Regions from separate parts of the Homo sapiens genome. Here regions 2 and 3 are each linked to region 1. A link is an interaction called in ENCODE POLR2A ChIA-PET data of the cell type or tissue named here. Cell type or tissue: Panc1. All regions are shown on one strand.

The links. Peaks named below come from ENCODE experiments on the same cell type or tissue, not always from the same donor. Only the 100,000 strongest peaks of a DNase experiment are listed, where the experiment ranks them.
Region 2: POLR2A ChIA-PET joins it to region 1 with 6 read pairs; 1 of 35 experiments calls an interaction of 5 or more read pairs at or near these places.
Region 3: POLR2A ChIA-PET joins it to region 1 with 6 read pairs; 3 of 35 experiments call an interaction of 5 or more read pairs at or near these places.

What each region holds. Positions count from the first base shown.
Region 1 is chr11:76,364,697-76,369,696 of GRCh38, forward strand. THAP12 (THAP domain containing 12) reads right to left here. Exons shown (of 5, transcript NM_004705.4): 2 at 1,156-1,276. Among named protein-coding and RNA genes, the nearest start is that of THAP12, 14 kb to the right of the region's middle. RefSeq lists an enhancer at 1,391-1,892. In Panc1, no CTCF peak of the experiment used is centred here; no DNase peak of the experiment used is centred here; H3K4me3 peaks cover 875 bases; H3K27ac peaks cover 461 bases.
Region 2 is chr11:76,692,349-76,697,348 of GRCh38, forward strand. It overlaps the pseudogene GUCY2EP. Among named protein-coding and RNA genes, the nearest start is that of LRRC32, 24 kb to the left of the region's middle. In Panc1, no CTCF peak of the experiment used is centred here; a DNase peak (open chromatin) is centred at 2,517.
Region 3 is chr11:76,221,975-76,226,974 of GRCh38, forward strand. No RefSeq gene overlaps it. Among named protein-coding and RNA genes, the nearest start is that of LINC02761, 8.4 kb to the left of the region's middle. RefSeq lists a cis regulatory region at 2,458-2,665. In Panc1, no CTCF peak of the experiment used is centred here; no DNase peak of the experiment used is centred here.

The DNA.
Region 1 (5,000 bases):
AGCTCACACAGTTAACAGTAGGTCCTGATATGAAATTACATATTATTGATGAAAATGTTTTTCCACATTACCTGGATAATTTGTTTACCATTATATCTACCACATAAAAATTAAAAGTTGGTTCTAATAGTACATACAAAAACATGAAAACAAGAGCTCCATTCCGAGATGAAAATTTTACTCATAAAAAAGCTCTAAAGAGCTCCAAATAAAAACACCAACTTTACCTTAAATAAACATATACTTTTATAATCATCTAAAATTTTCCTGAAGACTAAATAATATTTAAAAGTGGTTACCTCAGCCGGGTGTGGAGGCTCATACATGTAATCCCAGCACTTTGGGAGGCCGAGGTGGGCGGGTCACTTGAGGTCAGGAGATTGAGACTAGCCTGGCCAACATGGAGAAATCCCACCTCTACTAAAAGTACAAAAATTAGCTGGGCGTGGTGGCACAATGCCTGTAATCTCAGCTACTTGGGAGGCTGAGGAGAGAGAATCGCTTGAGCCCAGGAGGTGGGGGAGGTGGCAGAAGTTGCAGTGAGCTAAGATAGCGCCACTGCACTCCAGCCTGGGTGACAGAGCAAGACTGTCTTTAAAAAAAAAAAAAAAAAAAGTAGTTACCTTGGGTGAGTAGAAATGGGGCACCAGGAACCGAAGAGTTTTGTTTTGTTTTGTTTTGTTTTAATCATTTTGAGTTTTTTTTCCAGACAAGCGCTCACTCTGTCGCCCAGAGTGGAGTGTAGTGGCATGAACACAACTCTCTGCAGCCCCGACGTCATGGGCTCAAGTATCCTCCCATCTCAGCTTCCCAAGTAGCTGGGACTACAGGCATACGTCACCACACCTCGCTAGTTTTTTTGGTATTTTCTGTAGCGACGGCATCTGGCCATGTTGCCCAGGCTGGTCTCAAACTCCTGAGCTCAAGTGGTCTTCCTGCCTCGGCCTCCCAAAGTGCTGGGATTATAGGCCCCCGGCAAAATCAGGATTTTAAGAACAAAACAGATACTTTTCAGCTCCAAATCTGTCTTCATCTTAAAGTGGCAGGATATAGGAATACCTTCCAACATTGGTAAATACTTACATTTCCAACCAGACACAGTGAGAGAGAGAAATCAAGTCAAACAGAGAGACACCAAGCTCTTCTATTACTCACAGTTCTACAGATCATAGAGGTCTCAAAATGTTTGGCACATAATCGATAATGTTTATTTAGCTGATCAGGTGTTTTATCTTCTAAGTCTGCTCTCCTACAGTTCTCCACCCACTTCTGGCATCTATAAATAAAACCAAAATACAATTATGAAAATGAGCTCAGCATTTAAATTTCAGCCTTCAGTTTTAAGGCAAACATACATTAATAACAACGGATTCCTGCTCCCCTCCCTGAGAACATAATTTGGAGAATTTGATTAATAACAAAATAACAGTTGGAAAAAACCTTAGAAGTCATTTAGTACCAACATTTCAATTACAGACAAGGTTAAGAAGTAACTTGTTTGGAGGGAAGTACAAAATCATCAGCAGAACTAGAACTGAAACCTGCATCTTCCAACTCCCAAAACATCAGAGAAGATTCAACCATCAGCAGAACAAGCAGAAAGCTGCATGCACAGCCACAAGGCTCACAGCTTAACATTCCCTTCAGGATTTCAACTTCAACAAGCATACAAAACAACACTGTCACTGTAGAAAATCAGCAATTAGGCCGGGCGTGTTGTCACGCCTGTAATCCCAGCACTTTGGGAGGCCAAGGCAGGCAGATCAGGAGGTCAGGAGATCGAGACCATCCTGGCTAACCCGGTGAAACCCCGTCTCTACTAAAAATACAAAAAATTAGCTGGGCGAAGCGGCGAGCGCCTGTAGTCCCAGCTACTCGGGAGGCTGAGGCAGGAGAATGGCGTGAACCCGGGAGGCGGAGCTTGCAGTGAGCCGAGATTGCGCCACTGCACTCCAGCCTGGGTGACAGAGCCAGACTCCGTCTCGGAAAAAAAAAAAAAAATCAGCAACTAGATGTTCTTTAAATAACTAGTTTCTAAGGGAAGCATAAAGGCTGTATTCGTTTATCTTCCTATGAACACAAATTATTATCTACAGTAATACGTGCTGACTAGATTGCAAGCTCCATGAATGCAGGGACTGTGACTACACAATCTAGTACACAAAAAGTGTTGAAGACAGAGAACAAGACAAAGTCCATGCCCTCTCGGTGCTTAAATATTTTCAGAAAAGCTAATAATAAGCACTTATTATGAGCCAGACACGTTCTAAGTCCTTTCCAAAGATGGGTACTATTAATATCCCCCTTGTGCAGATGAAGGCACAGAAATATTAAGTAACTTGCTAAAGTCACAACTAGATCTTTCCTCAAATTTCTTTTCTTTTCTTTTTTTTTTTTGAGACAGAGTTTTGCTCTTGTTGCCCAGGTTGGAGTGCAATGCCATGATCTTGGCTCACTGCAACCTCTGCTTCCCGGGTTCAAGCGATTCTCCTGTCTCAGCCTCCCAAGTAGCTAGGATTACAGGCATGCGTTACCACGCCTGGCTAATTTTGTATTTTTAGTAGAGACTGGGTTTCTCCATGTTGGTCAGGCTGGTCTCGAACTCCCGACCTCAGGTGATCTGCCCGCCTCGGCCTCCCAAAGTGCTGGGATTACAGGCGTGAGCCACCGCGCCCGGCCCATTCCTCAAATTTCTAAGAATAAAAGTTCTGCCGTGGATAAACAGTATCACAAATTATTTTTTTGAGATGGTGTCTTGCTCTTTAGCCCAGGGTGGAGTGCAGTGGTGTGATCTCAGCTCACTGCAACCTCTGCCTCCCAGGTTCAAGCAATTCTCCTGCCTCAGCCACCCAAGGAGCTGAGATTATAGGCGTGCACCACGACACTCAGCTAAGTTTTGTATTTATAGTACAGATGGGGTTTCAGCACGTTGGCTAGCTTGGTCTCGAACTCCAGATCGCAGGTGATCTGCCCACCTTGGCCTCCCAAAGTGCTAGGATTACAGGCGCGAGCCACTGCGCCCGGCCCAACATATTCCTTTATAATTAAATCACAGTATTTTTTTTTTATGTTTTAACACTATTGTCCACCTCCCCCCAACATACATGCCCCTGACACTTAATTCTCTCTACTCTAAAAATGTCAAATCAAGGTAAAATGCTATGATTTTTAAAAAACTACACCTAAATTGTACAGCATTTCATTTGACCAACAAGTATTACTGCTCACAGTAACGATGCCTAAGATGTTCACAATTTAATCACACTTTTACACAGTTGTACATTATGATTATAAACATTTCATGTTTCAAAATCCAAATATTAAGTATAAAAACGATCTCACTATAAAATAATTTGCCATACTGCTACAGTTGTTTGTTTTTTAAATTCTTAAATCTCTGGAGACCTTCCACACAGAGCAATACTGTACATATTACCTCCGAACTAAGTTGAAACAGCTTTCTGATATCAACAGCAACTCTTATTCAGACAATCAAGAACAGAATGGGCATCAGGCAGAGAGCCTAATCAAATACACCTGACTTTCTATATGAACTACTTAAGAATAAATCTAGTGAAAGAAGTGCAAGACCTCTAATAATCTTTTTAAAGCAAACTTAAATAAATACACAAGTTTATGAACTGGCACACTAAATTCCAAAGATGTCAATTCTCCCCAAACCCATTTACTAATTCAATATAATCACAAGCCCAGTAAGTTTGTGAGAGAGAGCAAGAGAAAGAAATGACAAATTATTCTAAAACTTTTTATACACAACATTAAAGAACCAGGGATAACCAAGATAATCTTGAGAGAGAGAGAGGAAAAAGGAGGTTGAAAGAATTACACTACCAGATATTAAGACTTACTGTAAAGCTTATTAAGACAAGTACTGGCAGAAGGACAGAACAGTGAAACAAAATAGAGCACTGCAGATACTTAAAGGTAGCTCTGAACAGCAGCAAATATGGATTTTTCTTTTCCAATAAATAGGGCCGAGTCAGCTGAATATCTACATGAAAAAAATAAATCTTAACTCCTACTTGTACACCATACACAAAAATAAGTTCCAAGTGATTGGAGATCTAAATATGAAAGGTAAAACAATAAAGCCACTAAAAGATAACACAGGAGATTATCTTCATGACCTTGGAATAAAGATCTCTTAAGGCAACAGCACAAATGCTAGAGGAAAAGATATATAAATTAGGCTACTTTAAAGTTAATAACTTTTCTTCATTAAAAGAAGCCATTTAAGAGTGAAATGGCAGACCACAAAATGTCAGATATTTGCAATACATATATCTAACAATGGACTCACATTCAAAATATATATGAAGAACTCCTACAAATAAATAACCCAACATAAAAATAGGCAAGGGGCCTTGAACAGGCACTTTATAATAAAAAGGTTATAAAAATGGCAATACATAGATGAAAAAAAAATGCTCGATCTCATTTGCCATCAGGGAAATGCTAATTAAAGCCAAAACAAATTACTACATACCCACAAGAATGACTACAATGTAAAAGAGGTAATACCAAATATTGGGGAGAAGGTGAAGTAACTTTGCCCATCAACAGCAGGATGGATAAATTGTGGTATATTCATTCAATGGAATACTACTTGGCTATGAAATGAACAAACTATCTACAATCTCACAAACGTAATGTTAAGCAGAAGAAGCCAGGAGTACATACTACATGATTCCTTTGATATGAAATTCTAGAACAGGCAAAACTCATTCATAGTGATTGTTCAGAAAAAGAGTTAACACAGCAGACCTCAGGCTGCTGTCCTTAGAAAGGCCTGTTTGTTAAGGACCTTGGGCTGGTATCCGGGAACTTGGTTGGTAAACAGTTCCATACACAGAAATAAAATTTTTCCTAACTGATAATGCAGCTCAATGTGCCTAGACTGCTTGTGCAAACAAGCACACCTGCTGAACACCTGCCATCCCTTCTGGGAATTTGGAATTTTATTATATGCCAGGCAGAGG
Region 2 (5,000 bases), 330 kb after region 1:
GGGTGGGAATGCAGCTCCTGAAGGTCAGGAGCGAGGGGGCTTGAGAACATGAGGGTCGGGGCTGGCTGGGCTGGAGGTTCCATGTCCCATCCTGGGCCAGGGCTCTATGGGATGAATATTGTCCTTGGAGCCCTTGGGCCAGCCTGAAGAGCCTAAGGTTGGCATGCTGCCCTCCCCATACCTCTCTGCCCTCCGCACACCTCTCTGCCCTCCACACACCTCTCTGCCCTCCCCACACCTCTCTGCCCTCCGCACACCTCTCTGCCCTCCGCACACCTCTCTGCCCTCCGCACACCTCTCTGCCCTCCCCACACCTCTCTGCCCTCCCCACACCTCTCTGCCCTCCGCACACCTCTCTGCCCTCCCCACACCTCTCTGCCCTCCGCACACCTCTCTGCCCTCTGCACACCTCTCTGCCCTCCCCATACCTCTCTGCCCTCCGCACATCTCTCTGCCCTCCCCACACCTCTCTGCCCTCCCCACACCTCTCTGCCCTCCACACACCTCTCTGCCCTCCACACACCTCTCTGCCCTCCACACGCCTCTCTGCCCTCCACACGCCTCTCTGCCCTCCCCACGCCTCTCTACCCTCTCCACGCCTCGCTGCCCTCCCCACAACTCTCTGTGTCCCTTTCTGGCATAAGTCATCCATTCCTCAGGACGCCCAGTGTTCACCCCCCTAAATAAGACACATCTGCCCTGACTTATTCCAGCTCACTCTCCCCTAACCCCAGCCATACAGAGCAAAGGATTCCACATTTGCTGGCCTTCACGGGCTGTGTGATCATGAACAAGTTGCTGCCCGTCTCTGTGCTGCACCCTCCTGCACCGACGTTCCACAGTGTAATGAAGTGAGTCCCATATGGCACCGAATTTCTGGGACCCAGTGCATCAGGCCTTTAAGCTAGATTGCTCCGGTCTCCCTGCTAGACCTGGCTTCAGCTTAGGAATTTGAGGAAGAGGAGGTGGGGTAGGAAGAAAAGTCACTGAAAGGAATGCTGTACCATTGCCTTTATAGAATGGTAATGTTGAGAGAGAATGCACAGGTTACAGACCTTTCTCTGCCTTTGAGGTAATCATGAGCATTAACAACCCAACATTACACTGTAACAGCAGAGAACTGGCCTTGGGACTGGTGGGTACACAGAGAAGGCATGGCAGTCACTGTTTGTGGGGAAGGAGGAGGAAGATGAGTGTTCCTGGGTCAGGGTAGGCTGCAGTGAGAGGTGATGTCTGATCTGGGATTCTGAGGGATGGGCAGGAGCCCAGCAGTGCTATGGAGAAGGCACAAGCTTTGGAGCCATGAGATCTGAATTACGAGCTATGTGACTTTGACAAGCCACTCTGCCTCTTTAATTGAATTTTTTCAACTGTAAAATGGGGACAACGATGCTCCTTTCATTATTACTATGAGTGATAAATATTTTGATGTGTGTTGTACACTGGCGTGCTACACAGACAGGTCATCAGGAGAAGTGACTTCTCTGTCCTGGCCTTTCCTCTCACAAGGAGCAAGATGGCTCCCAGGAAGCAATGTTTCTTTAGAATTTGGAGAGCATAGAGGGCATGTAAAGGTGACCAGCTACATCCCCAACTTGGGCAGCCACATCAGTCAGATAAGAATCTTTCCTGCTTCCCACAGAAACTGGATCCTTGGAGACTTTTCCCACAAAGACCACAAAATTCTCTCACCTTCAGCTCAGTCTGACCTCTGATATCAATTTGGTAGCTTTCATCAAGGCTGAGCAGTATCTGGACAGTGCTTTGGCTGACATGAATTCTGTATGCTGAGAAGAAAGGCAGTCATCAGATCATCACCTGGTGACAGCATACCTAGTATTTGGTAAAATCATTAAGAGGCTGCGACGACTGCAGTTCCAATCAATCATACACATAGTGATGATTTATGCAATACCCTTCTTCTGGGCCTCTTGTCCCTCTAAATTGTTGGAACACTAAAAGAGACCCAGAGGCAAAGCAAATTACATAGGTTGAGTGCTAAGGGGAACTCACGATGGAGTCAGAACCCCTAGGAACATAATTTCTACTTGTAAGCAAGTCTGTGAAGGCTGAGTCTGAGAAGATACACAGTTTTTAGTTTTCTTTTAAGAGCAGGACTTCCCAGTAGAGCCATAGCGTCCAGCTATGCGGGATGTATGTACTCTGAACATTAAGGAGCAACTACCTACACAGCCAGAGGCAGAGGACCTGGGGCTTCAACATCTTAGCTGCTCTAGCCAAGCCATCATGGTAGCTCCTGCTGCCAGTAAGGGCCAAAAACGCTGGGGATGTCTTCATGGTGGTGTCAGGACTGCCCCAGCATAAAAGGAGGTGGCACGTGACCAATTAAAAAAAAAACACTTTAAAGGGTCTCCTCTTTGTACAATGGGGAAACTAAGGCCTACAGGAAGAACATTTTGCCCAAGGACACTAAGCAAGCCAGTTGCAGAGCCAGGGCTAGGACCCAGATTTCCTGCCTTTTGAGTCATTGTTTTCTCTGCTAATGCCCTCATGAGATCACCACAAATATTGTGTGGAAAGTTAAAAGAGCCAATGACGTATATCATCTCCGTCTATTAGGTTGGTGCAAAAGTAATTGCAGCTTTAGCCATTAGCTGTTTTTTTTCTTTCTTTCTTTCTTTTTTTTTTTTTTTTTTGCGATCTCGGTTCACTGCTCTGCCTCCCGGGTTTGGTGGTTCACGCCTGTAATCCCAGCACTTTGGGAGGCCAAGGCAGGTGGATCACAAGGTCAGGAGATCAAGACCATCCTGGCTAACATGATGAAACCCTGTCTCTACTGAAAATACAAAATATTAGCCGGGTGTGGTGGCATGCGTCTGTAATCCCAGTTACTCGGGAGGCTGAGGCAGGAGAATGGCGTGGTCATTAGTTTTAACGCCAAAATGGCTATTACTTTTGCACCAACATAGTAGTTGCTTTCCTGAAAAGTAGGGTACGCCGCCACCAGGTGGTGATTTGGTTACCAAGAACTATATTAAACAGCCAGGCCGCACAGGTTATTGAAAGAGTCTCTCCCCGGGCAGGATAGAAGTGTGAGATACTCATGCAGCCCTGTGGACTCCATCTGGGAAGCCGTGTTGACAGTGTCCCCAGAGAGGCAATACCAAGGCATCGTGAGACCCACGACCCCTGCTGCACAGGGCCCTGAAACTCGAATGTACCCAGTGAGCTCCAGCAGGTCTTGGACCAGAGAGAGAGCCCAGTGACAGCCTCACCCTTCTCTACCCTCCGTGCCATTCCCCACTGCACTTCCTGGGCTCCAGTTGCGGGGTGAGGATAAAGCTAACTGGAGTCTCCAATGACATCCAGAGAGGAGCTGATGCTTGTGCCAGGCTCTGTGCTGGAGGTGAGGGGCCGTAGATAGATCAGAGCCCCTCCCTGCTCTTGCGCAGCTCCCAGCCTGGTGGGGAGAGATGTGTAACCTGCAATCAAGGCTGTGATGAAAGAAGCACCAGGACTGTGCCAGCACCAAAAAGGGCCTCTAACCCAGCCCAGGGGACTTGCTGGAGAAGAGGATACATGTGCTCTGTTTTGAAGGATGAGAGAATGAGTGGGCAGGGAACAGCAGGTGCAGAGGCACAGAGGCAGGGAACCCGTGTGTGTGAAACTGCACACAGCAGAGTGTGGATGGAGGGCCATGCAGGAAGTGGTGGGAGATGCGGTTGGAGAGGCTATGGCAGTGGCGGGGCGGTGGTGGCAGCGCCAATGGACTTTATCCTGCAGGCGAGGGGAACCATGGTGGAAGGAGTAGGGACATGGGAAGGGTATACTCATGACTCTGAGGGCTCTCCCAGATCCATCCCAGCAATCATTTGGTTGTTTGCATGACCACAGAAGGTTTCTGTCCTGCCTCTTCCATCAGACTATCAGCATCACATATTCTCTTTTTTTTTTTTTGGAGACAGAATCTTACTCTGTTGCCCAGGTTGGAGTGCAGTGGCTCCATCTTGGCTCACTGCAACCTCCGCCTCCCGGGTTCAAGCAATTCTTGTGCCTCAGCCTCCTGAGTAGCTGAGATTACAGTCATGCACCACCACGCCCAACTAATTTTTGTATTTTTAGTAGAGACAGGGTTTCTCCATGTTGGCCAGGCTGGTCTCAAACTCCTGACCTCCTGTGATCCCACTGCCTGGGCCTCCCAAAATGTTCAGACTACAGGCGTGAGCCACCGTGCCCGGCCAGACTCTCTTATTTATAACATAATTAGGACCCCAAAATAATGTAAGGAAAAAGAAACGTAAAATGTTTTTACTATAGAGTTTTGAATCTCAGACATCCAGAAGCATGCCACTGGAGGCGTCCCAGCCAGCGCCCCAGGGAAGATTGGGAGATGGATGTGGCCCCCTCACCCTGGAGGCCCCTAGCCCATACCTGAATGCAGGCCAGCCCTGATGCAAATGGGCACGTTGGGTGCATGCCTCTTCCGGAAGTCACCCACAGAGCCAAGGATATCCAGAGCCATGTTATTGATCTCGGCCGCATGCTGACTGCCATTGCACTGAGGCAGCCCCCACACCACCATGTAGGCGTCCCCAATGGTCTCCACCTAGAAACCACAGCCTTCACAATCCAGCGTGAGAACATATCCTCGCTGGCCCACCACACATTCTGCTACACATGGCTGCTTCTCGGGAGTCCCAACCCGCCCCGTGGGTCTCTGGCCCGCAGTGCCATCTTTGCCAGGCCTCCAGTGCCAAGCACTTTAGCAACGATTGGATCTGTACATTTCAGATCACCTTTGTCTGTATTCCAGGTGACAGTGGCTTTTTTTTTTTTTTGTCTCTGGCCTCAGTCCACAAGCTCCTTGGTGGCAGAGCTGGGTACCCCATCTGCTCAAGGCCATACTGGCACATCAGGGATTAATTTGGAGAGGACCGTATATATTTAGAGGACGCCTCCAATTTTCCAAACCCTGCTGGCCTTCCAAAGGTTTACTGGAAAGAATGTAGGTTTTGGAATGAGACAGATGTAGGTTCAAG
Region 3 (5,000 bases), 140 kb before region 1:
ATTCACAAAGTTGCACAACCATCACTACTTTCTAATTTCAGGACATTTTCATCCATCACCCCAAGAATCAATCCAATACCCACTAGTAGTCACTCTTCATTCCACCCACCACTCCAGCCCCTAGAAACTGCTGATTCTTTTTGTCTCTATGGATTTTCCTATTCTGGACAGTTCAAGTTCATTTTCATGTTTATCTATGTTGTAGCATGTATCGTACTCCTTCATTTATTTGTATGGTTGGTTAATATTTTATTGTATGGATATATACATTTTGTTGACTCGTTCATCAGTTGAGGGACATTTGGGTTGTTTCTACTTTTTGGCGATTACAAATAATGCTTCTATGAACATTCACGTGCCAAGTGTTGGTATGAAATACATGCTTTCAGTTCTCTTGTGTATGTACCTAGGGATGGAATTGCTGGATCATATGGTAATTATATAACTTTAAGGGAACTGTCAAACTGTTCTCCATAGTGGCTGTACCTTTTTTTTTTTTTTTTTTTTTGAGATGGAGTTTCACTCTTGTTGCCCAGGCTGAAGTGCAATGGCGCAATCTTGGCTCACTGCAACTTCTGCCTCTTGGGTTAAAGTGATTCTCCTGCCTCAGCCTCCTGAGTAACTGGGATTATAGGCGCCTGCCACAATGCCCGGCTAAATTTTTTTGGGTTTGTTTTTGTTTTTGTTTTGAGACAGAGTCTCACTCTGTCTCCCAGGCTGGAGTGAGTGCAATGGCGCGATCTCGGCTCACTGCAACATCCAGCTCCTGGATTTGAGCGATTCTCCTACCTCAGCCTCCCGAGTAGCTGGGATTACAGGCGGCTGTCACCACGCTGGGCTAATTTTTTTTGTATTTTTAGTAGAGACTGGGTTTCACCATGTTGGCCAAGCTCATCTCAAACCCCTGACCTCACGTGATCTGCCGCCTCGGCCTCCCGAAGTGCTGGGATTACAGGCGTGAGCCACTGCACCTGGCCCAATTTTTTGTATTTTTAGTAGAGACGGGGTTTGCCATGTTGGCCAGGCTGGTCTCGAACTCCCGACCTCACATGATCCACCCGCCTCAGCCTCCCAAAGTGCTGGGATTACAGGCATGAGCCACTGCGCCCAGCTGTGGCTGTCCTATTTTACATTATGAGAGTTCCAGTTTTTCCGCATTCTTGACAACACTTGTTAATTTGGTATTTTTTATTATAACCATCCTGGTAAGTGTGAATAGCATATCGTATGGTGGTTTTGATTTGCATTTCCCCAGTGACTAATGATGTGGAGTATCTTTTTATGTGCTTATTGGCTATTTGTATATCTTCTTTGGAGAAATACCTGTTCAAATATTTTGCCCACTTAAAAAATTAAATTATTTGTCCTTTTCTTGCTGAGTTGCAAAGAGTTCTTTATGTATTCCGGTTACTAGAATACTAGACCCATACCAGACACTTCATGTGCAAGTATTTCCTCCCATTCTGTGGGTTGTTCTTTCACTTTCTTGATAATATCCTTTGAAACACAACGTTTTTAATTTTGATGAAGTTCGGTTTCTCTATTTTTTCATTTGGTTGCTTGTGCTTTTGGCACCATATAGAAAAAACTATTGTCTACTTCAAGGTCACAAGGATTTACATCTATGTTTTCTCGTAAGGATTTTCTAGTTTTAGCTGGAACAGCATCATTTGTTAAAAAAAAAAAAAACAAAACTATCATTTCTCCATTGAATGTCTGGGCACTCTTGTCAAAAATCAATTGACCAGGCTAGGCCTGGTGGCTCATGTCTATAATCCCAGCAATTTGGGAGGCCAAGATGAGAAGATCGCTTGAGATTAGGGGGTCTGAAACCAGCCTGGGCAACATAGTGAGACCCCTGTCTCTACAAAATTAAAAAAAAGAAAATTAGCTGAACTTGGTGGTGTGCACCTGTGGTTCCAGCTACTAGGGAGGCTGAGGCGGGAGGATCACTTGAGCCCAGGAGATTGAGGCTGCAGTGAGCAGTGATCATGCTACTGCATCCAGCCTGGGCAACAGAACAAGACCCTGCTTCTTTAAAGAAAAACAAAAGTCAATTGGCCATAGATGTATGGGTTTATTGACACAATTACTTGTTAAGTGATATTTAGGAAGTAAGCTACAGTAGGGTCCATGTAGTCACACCATGTAAGGGGTGTGGCAGAGGGAAGAGGATGAATGAGACATTTGGAGTCCTGCAGACCTTTGTTTCCATTCCAGATCCACTGTAACCCAGGCAACCTGTTTCATTTTGCCTTTTAAGAAGTGACACAATATATCACACAGAACACATTCTCATAAAAAAACACCAACATCAGAATGTCCCTGAGGCTCAGTTTCCTCCTCTGTCATGTCTAAGCCCCAGAGCTGATGTGAGGCCTAGGGTTGGGGGTGGGGGACAGCGGGGAGAAGAAGGGTATTCCAGATGGGGTCAAGGGCACTGGTAAGAGCTGGAGGCTGGAAAGTGCAGGGATGTGACATGGGGACAAAGTGAGGAGCCTGCAGGCCAGGGGTGGTGTTGACAGGTTGCCTCTCCTGTCCTGCATTTGGTGAAAAAACAAGACTCTGGAACCTGAGTCACAGCTCAGAAGACACCTCCCACGTCCCCCTGGAGAGCCTCATAGTACAGAGGCCAGCCAGATCCTCCAGGTACGAGCCTCCCTCACCCCTGCGGCGGGGTGGCCGGGAGCATGCTGCAGGGACGCTGTTGGCTGCGTCAAGTCTGGGGCCGGGAGGTAGTTGGGGGCTAGCTGGGGGCTTTTGTTTCTTGTTTTGTGTGTGAGTAAGTGAGATGAGCAGGTCAAGGAGAAGACAGTGCCTGAGGAAGGTAAGAGGAAGCCCATTTATTGGGCACCTCCTGTTTGCCAAAAGGCACTTTGTGGACTTCATCTCAGCTTCCAATCACCCAGAGAAACAGGAGTTATGAGGTTCATCCCCATTCCACAGGACAGGAGACTGAGTCAGAAGGGAGGACACATTTGCCCAAGCTCACACAGCCAGCAGGTGACAGGGCTGGGATTTGAACCCAGTTCCATCCGTCCTGAAGCACATGCTCTTCTATAATGACTAGTTACCCTAGAGAAGAGCGAGAAAGAGGAGTGGGGTGAGATACAGGGAGGCCCAGCAGAGGGACAGTCACACAGAGGACAATCAAGAGAGGCAGAAATGAAAAACAAGAGTTGAAAGAGCGTGAGGCCCTGGCCCGGCTGAGGCCTGGAGCAGGTCCTCAGGGAGCAGCTGAGGGCGGGGACGGCCGGAAACCGGCTCACCAAACCTGGAGCCAAGAACCATGCTTGGCCTGAGACATGGTGGAAAAGCTCTCACCTCAAGATACTGGTGGGGGAAACTGGCATGGGGGGAGCAGGGTCTGCCTGGGAACAGGACCGCGGGGTCGGATGGCCAGGAACTGCCAAGCAGGCCCATCATCTGGCTCAAGTAACTGCTGCGGCCGCCGGGCTGGCAGGCCCTCGCTGCTGGCCGTGCAGAGAGGCAAGTCCAGAGGCCAGGACGCAGGCAGCGATGACCAGGCCTTCCTGGAATGAGGGTTGTTCTTAGGACAAACCCTGTCACATGGCCTGCAAGTAGGGTGGCTGTATAGTTTACTGTTTCATCTGGGACACGTAAAAGTGTGAGGGGACAACAGGCGTACACGGGTATTTATGGGCCTAACTTCTGCAGCCCTGCTTGGCCAGGCCTGGCTTGTTTCTGGGGCAGCCTCCCAGGCTCTCTGCCCTCCACCTTCACTGCCAGGCCTCAGCCAACCCTTGGGGCCTCCCATTATCTGGAATACCTGTCTGTGTCATCTCCACACCTCTCCATACCCCTTCATCATTCCTATAACACCCTCAAAGCTCCTCCGGCAGGGCCAGTGTTCTCTCAAGCTATTCAAGACACTGTGAGCTTTCCCTTCGTGGCACTGATCACGATAATGAAATAAATTCTTAATTGTGTGCTTGATTGTTTCAAAGTCGGCCTCCCTCCTTAAGGGCAGACTGGGTCTGGCTTGTCCACTGCTGCATCCTGCACACCCAGCCCAAAGGCCCCGAAGCACACATGAATAAACCAACCCCCAGGCCCCATGCACGGCCACAGAGGTGTGTGCCCACCCTGGGAATTGTTTTTTTTTTTTTTTTTTTTTTTGAGATGGAGTCTTACTCTGTTGCCCAGGCTGGAGTGCAGTGGCATGATCTCGGCTCACTGCCACCTCTGCCGCCCCAGTTCAAGCGATTCTCCTGCCTCAGCCTCCCAAGTAGCTGGGATTACAGGTGCCTACCACCACGCCCGACTAATTTTTGTATTTTTAGTAGAGACAGCGTTTCGCCATGTTGGCCAGGCTGGTCTCAAACTCCTGACCTCAGGTGATCTGCCCGCCTTGGCCTCCCAAAGTGCTGGGATTATAAGTGTGAGCCACCGTGCCCTGCCCGCTCTGGTATTTTTGTTTTGTTTTCCTATACAAGGAAAGGAAAGGAAGGAGCTAGTCCTAAAAAAACAAAAAAACCTCTTGGGCACAATTCATACTTCTGATTTCTTCTACAGACACTGAGCCCCTTCAGGGAGGGACTGTACCCCCTTCTCTTCCCCAGTCTAGCTGTGGACCTGAATCAAGCTTAGGCTGAGCTCGATGAGTGACTACAATGTTGAATATCACCATGGTGGTCACAGAAAGTCAGAACAGGAAGGAATCCTAGAGATCATGAGATATGCAAGTGCTGAATCCAGACCCTGGGGTGTTGTAGGCACACAAAAAATTCATGTTCCTCCCTTTAGAGGTCATCTTGTTCAACCACCATCTTTTTCTTTAAAAATTTTTAAGTGTACAAGTTCACTTTAGCGTATTCATGAAGTTGTGCAATCATCTTACTACCCAATCCCAGAACACTGTCATCATCGCATAAGAAACCACATTACCTAGTAGCAGTCATGTCCCCCTGTCCCCTTCCCTCAGCCCCTGGCAACCACCAATTATCCTATTTTAAAAACAGAGAAACTGAGGCCCAGGG